Linked DNA regions of Homo sapiens: region 1 is linked to region 2. A link is an interaction called in ENCODE POLR2A ChIA-PET data of the cell type or tissue named here. Cell type or tissue: GM12878. All regions are shown on one strand. Links, peaks and the distances in the headings refer to the core of each region. The heading gives the core; the rest is flanking DNA. Region 1 holds the start of PTPRS-AS1 (PTPRS antisense RNA 1). Region 2 overlaps KDM4B (lysine demethylase 4B).

What was found. ChIA-PET counts read pairs that join two places held together with the same protein. Peaks named below come from ENCODE experiments on the same cell type or tissue, not always from the same donor. Only the 100,000 strongest peaks of a DNase experiment are listed, where the experiment ranks them.
Region 1: POLR2A ChIA-PET joins it to region 2 with 7 read pairs; 3 of 35 experiments call an interaction of 5 or more read pairs at or near these places.

What each region holds. Positions count from the first base shown.
Region 1 is chr19:5,175,201-5,178,106 of GRCh38, reverse strand. PTPRS-AS1 (PTPRS antisense RNA 1) reads right to left here and starts at 361. Exons shown (of 1, transcript NR_186338.1): 1 at 1-361. RefSeq lists enhancers at 1,190-1,239, 1,250-1,339. In GM12878, for the core only: no CTCF peak of the experiment used is centred there; a DNase peak (open chromatin) is centred at 1,076.
Region 2 is chr19:5,061,290-5,064,195 of GRCh38, reverse strand. The region is part of intron 6 of KDM4B (lysine demethylase 4B); the gene reads right to left. Among named protein-coding and RNA genes, the nearest start is that of KDM4B, 94 kb to the right of the region's middle. In GM12878, for the core only: no CTCF peak of the experiment used is centred there; no DNase peak of the experiment used is centred there.

The DNA.
Region 1 (2,906 bases), core at 139-2,638, 110 kb before region 2:
GGACACAGGAGACCTTTCCACAGAAATGCCCAGACACACAGCAAACGCTTTTTAATCCAACAGCCGCAATGGCAGAGGAGATATTAGTTTCCTGTAAGATTCGACTCAATTAATTAGTTCCCAAATATCAGCCTATCCAGGCAAGCAAAGGAAAACAGAGATAAGTCCCAGCCCAGCCTTGCTTCATCTTTTAAAGGCAATTAACTCTTAGTTATTAGCTTTTAATTAGGGAGTAATAATGGCCTCGTTAATACGTTTTATTATACTTGTCACCAGGCAGCTGTTCCAAACAGAACCTATTATCAGATGGTGATGGCCCCGGTGTCAACCGCACTGATGCCGAGGCCGGGGCTCAGAGGCTGCCCTGTGCTCCTTCTCCAGGGGGGCAGGGCTGGACCATGAGCCCCACCTGATGCTATCATTGTGACCCTTTTCAAGTGATCCCCAGGCCCTCTAGGGTCTCTTGATTTCCACTCCTGTCCCCTGTGATAAACCGAAGGTCCTGTCTGGGTCATCCTGCTGCCCTACCATGGCTGTTTCAGACACACCAGCTGCCACTAATGACCCTGACGGCTTCCCTCACCTATGCTGGGTCTGGTCTCCCCTCTGTCCTATGATTAGGTACAAGGACAGCCACTGCCACTCTTTTCTTTTCTTTTCTTTCTCTCTCTTTCTTTCTCTTTCTCTTTTTCTTTCTTTCTTTCTTCTTTCCTTTCTTTCTTTCTTTCTTTCCTCTCTATTTCTTTTCTTTTTTGTTTTCAGGGTCTCATTTTGTCACCCAGGCTGGAGTGCCATGGTGCAATCTCAGCTCACTGCAGCCTCGACTTCCTGAGCTAAAGAGATCCTCTCGCCTCAGCTGCACAAGTAGCTGAGACTACAGACCCATGCCATACACCCAGCTAATTTTTTTTTCTTTTTTTTGAGACAGAGTCTGGCTCTTGTTGCCTAGGCTGGAGTGCAGTGGCCTGATCTCAGCTCACTGCAACCTCTGCCTCCCAGGCTCAAGCAATTCTCCTGCTTCAGCCTCCTGAGTAGCTGGTATTACAGGCATGTGTCACAACGCCTGACTAATTTGTGCACTTTTAGTACAGACGGGGTTTCCCCATGTTGGCCAGGCTGGTCTTGAAATCCTGACCTCGGGTGATCCGCCCGCCTCGGCCTCCCAAAGTGCTGAGCCACCACGCCCGGCTGTTTTTGTTTTGTTTTGTTTTGTTTTGTTCTTGTTTGTTTGTTTTGTATTTTTGGTAGAGATGGGGTTTCATTATGTTGTCCAGGCTGGTCTCAAACTCCTGGACTCAGGCGATCCAGGTGCTGGGATTACAAGCCTCCCAAAGTGCTGGGATTACAAGAGTGAGCCACCACATCTGGCCGATTGCCACTTTCTTTCTTTTTTTGAGACAGAGTCTTGCTCTGTCGCCCAGGCTGGAGGGCAATTGTGCAATCTCAGCTCACTGCAATGTCTGCCTCCCAGGTTCAAGCGATTCTCCTGCCTCAGCCTCCTGAGTAGCTAGGATTACAGGCATGCACCACCACCACCACCACGCCCAGCTAATTTTTTGTATTTTTAGTGGAGATGGGGTTTCATGGTGTTAGCTAGAATGGTCTCGATCTCCTAACCTCGTGATCTGCCTGCCTCAGCCTCCCAAAGTATTGGGATTACAGGCGTGAGCCACCACACCCGGCCCAATTGCCCCTTTCTTTAGCAAAGTTCCCATGCTGGAAATCACCTTACCATAGGTGTCCCTGGTAGGAGAAAGTTCCATGAGACTGAGTGAAATTGGAGGGTAAAATATCACAAGATACCCACAAAGAGCTGTGTGCATGAATGAGTTCACAGTTGCTCCAACTGCAATTGCCAAATGTCCATCAACTGGTAAATGTATAAACACACTGTGGCCCATCAATACAATGGAATACTACACAGCAATGAAAAAGGACTGCACTTTAGAAACATGGCTGTTGTTGGCCGGGCGTGGTGGCTCATGCCGGTAATCCCAGCACTTTGGGAGGCCGAGGCGGGCGGATCACAAGGTCAAGAGATCGGGACGATCCTGGCTAACAAGGTGAAACCCCGTCTCTACCCAAAATACAAAAATTAGCAGGGCGTGGTGGTGGGTGCCTGTAGTCCCAGCTACTTAGGAGGCTGAGGCAGGAGAATGGTGTGAACCCAGGAGGCAGAGCCTGCAGTGAGCCGAGATTGCACCACTGCACTCCAGCCTGGGCAACAGAGTGAGACTCCGTCTCAAAAAAAAAAAAAAAAAAGAAAGAAACATGGCTGTTTTGGGGTGAATCTGAAATGCATTGCACCAAGGGAAAGAAGCCAGACACAAATGGTGACATTCTGCACAATTCCATTTATATGAAGTGCTAAACATGTAATTCTCACTGATAGTTGGAGAAAACAGATCCGTAGTTGCCACTGAGTGTGGAGGGTTGACAAGGGAATATTCTGGAGGGAGTGAAGTGCCCTATATCTTGTTTTGGTTATGCGAGCGTATGCATTTGTCAAACTTATTGAACCATACAACTGAAGATATGTTTATTGACTGATATGTAAATAAGGTCTCAATAAACATTTAAAAAAATATTAGATGGGCCAGGCACGGTGGCTCACGCCAGTAATCCCAGCACTTTGGGAGGCTGAGGTTGGTGGATCACCTGAGATCAGGAGTTTGAGACCAGCCTGGCCAACATGGTGAAACCCCATCTCTACTAAAAATACAAAAATTAGCCAGGCGTGGTGGCAGGCACCTATAATCCCAGCTACTCTGGAGGCTGAGACAGGAGAATCGCTTGAATCCAGGAGGCAGAGGCTGCAGTGAGCCAAGATCGAGCTACTGCACTCTAACCTGGGCAAGACAGAGTGAGACTCTGTCTCAAAAAACAAAAACAAAAATTAGATGGGC
Region 2 (2,906 bases), core at 118-2,617:
CAGGAGGGCCACGGCAGATCCAAACGCCAGTGGCGCCCCCGGGACCCCAAGTTGCAAACAGAACGGAAAAGCCATGGTGACCGCCACCCTCGCAACAAAGCCCTATGGTGGCCCCGGCCTGTGACCCAGCAAGATGGCTCTGGCGCACTGCCCTGTGGCTGGCACAGGCCGGGAAGGAGAGCAAGCCGGCTACAGGGTGGGCTTCCTGCGAGACCCAACAGAGAGCTGCTGTCTCAGCCCCACATCCACACGAGCCCCTCAGCCGACATGCAGTCCCGGAGCCAGCTAAAGACGAGCCGGGCCAGGGTGGCTCCTCTGCTCTGCTCCTCAGAGCCGCATGGTGACCGGGCCAGGGACACACAGGTCTGTGTGGTGGCCACCGTGCTGCGCCGTGTTAACTCCGTCCACGGAAATGGCCAAGTTCTCTGAGCGCCTTCTATGTATGCTATGGAAACTGCACCACAAACAAAGCTGTTCACAGGAACCTGAGGACCTATTCACCGCACTGGGGACACAAGGACCAGAGAGCCACGGTCCCTGCCTGCGTTGCTGGGCTCAGTGCCACAGATGCACTTGGCTCTTCAGAGTATCTTCAGCACTGTGGAGCCCAGGGTGTCCACCAAGTCAACACAGGCCCCACCAGAAACCCTGAAGAGACCAGGTCACAGATGTCCTCTCTGGAAAAGGCACCAGCCCAGGTGGTTTTAATGAATCCTGCCCGATGACCTTCATCTAAAGGGACAGTGCCCATGTACACACATGGTTGGCAAGCAGTAGGGAATATCTGACGTTACTGAGCTCGTTTTCTGAATCCGGCATATTTTCCAAATGGATGAATAAATGAACAAATGGGAAACCCCAGCACCAACAAAGAACACGCAAGAAAATGATCAGCCAGTCCCACGTGGATGTAAAAATCCTAAATACAGCATTAGTGAGTCAAGCACAGTAGGCTATTGCAAGACCAAGAAGAGTTTATCTCCAAGGTTGCAAAGACATTCCAAAAATTAATATCTATCAAAAATTCCAAAGCATTTGGTACAAAAATTCTCAGGCAACCAGGACTAGCAGGGACTCTCCCACTACCACCTTCATGGCGAGGCAGGAGAGGACACAACCTGCCCATCATCACAGCACACGTCACACTGCACTAGAGACACTAGCCAATGTGATATATCAAGAAAAAGACAAAGGGTTTACCAAGCAGAAGGGATAAGACAAACTTCTTAAAATCATAATATAAACGTCTAAGTAAGGCGTGATGGTGCATGCCTGTGTTCCCAGCTCCTCAGAATGCTGAGGCAGGAGGATCACTGGAGTCCAAGAGGTTGAGGCTGCAGTGAGCCATGACTGCACCACTGCACTCCAACCTAGGCAACAGAGGGAAACTCTATCTCTAAAAAAAAAAAAAAAAAAAAAACAGTTTAATTATAACATAAGTTTCTACTTAGGAAATCTAAGCAAACAAAGAAACTGGTAAAACTATAGAATTAAACACAGCCCAGCAAGGTGGCAGAATTTTTAATTAAAAAAAAAAGTCAACAAAAAGAGGGTTTCCTCTACAGCAGAAAGAACATTAACAGAACACTCTAAACCCACTAGGGTAAACCTGTCCCTCGTCTAGGGTGGAGCAGGAATTCTCTCCACAAACAAGGCCACACACAGACCTGGTAGTGCACTTGCCTGCTGTACTCACAGGCTCTGACCTGGGAAGCCAGTGCCTCCCTGGGTAAAACCCCTCCACACCCCTGCAACAGCGCATGGGGACGGACGGGAGGAAGGGCAGGTGCCAGAGCTCATCACGTAGTCGCCAGCAGCAGGAAAGGCATGCTACCGATGGCCACCCCAGGAGGATGGGTCGCCCAGGACAGGCAGCTGCCCCACAGGTCAGTCTGGAGAGATAAAGATGTTAGAAAAAGTGCCTGCACAGGCAAGGGAGTGGATCCACAGGCCAGGACACACAGACAGCCCGGGAACTGCCAAGAGCACTGAGGTCCCATATCCTGGCTGAGAGAGAGGGAGAGGAGATGTCACCAACCGCAGCCTGCTGGGAGGGAGAGATTACAGGGGACCGGACAGAGGGCAGGAAGAGGAGGAGTGAGACCCTTTCGCAAAGACTCACAGGAGAAACGGGAGTCCCAGAGCAGGTGCAGGCCCCATGGGGAAGGCTCCAGCCCTGGCATTCTGCGGGGCCAGCCCTGCTCCCCCAGATGCCACCGCTGCAGAAATGGAGCCCAGCCTGGGCTGCACGGCTCCTCCCAAGGCAATGACAGAACTCCTCCAATATCTGATGGAAAGCTACCCTATTTCTTTCTTCTGTTTTTTTTTGTTGTTGTTTTTTGTTGTTGTTTTTTGTTTTTTTTTTTTAAGAGACAGGGTCTTTGCTGCAGCCTCAAATTCCCAGGCTCAAGCAATACTCCCTCCTCAGCCTCCCATGTAGCTAAAAGATGACAGGTGTGCGCCCTACACCCAGCTGATTTTTTCTTCTTTTTTTGTAGAGATGGAGTCTTGCAATGTTGCCCAGGCTGTTCTCGAGCTCCAGTGGCTGGCTCAAGCAATCCTCTGGCCTCAGCTGCCCAAAGCTCTGGAATTACAGGCATGAGCCAACCTGCCTGTTTCTACTGGAAAAATCTTCTTTCATGGAGCCTCATCCTGGGGAAAGGCCACCTCCCTCATTTGTCCCCAGCACAGGGGCTCCTTTATGTGGCAGATACTAATACTTGCTTGGGAGATAGGATCTGCCAGGGAGCAGGGTGGCTTGTTCCCAGGAAACAGCCTTATTGAGCTGCAGTGGCTTTATCTTTAATGGATCGTTTTACGGGACAAGAGATGATGGAATTTGGTATCTTAAACCAGTGGTGACAATGATTTCAAATAATGACCTTTTATTGAGACACACAGGAGAC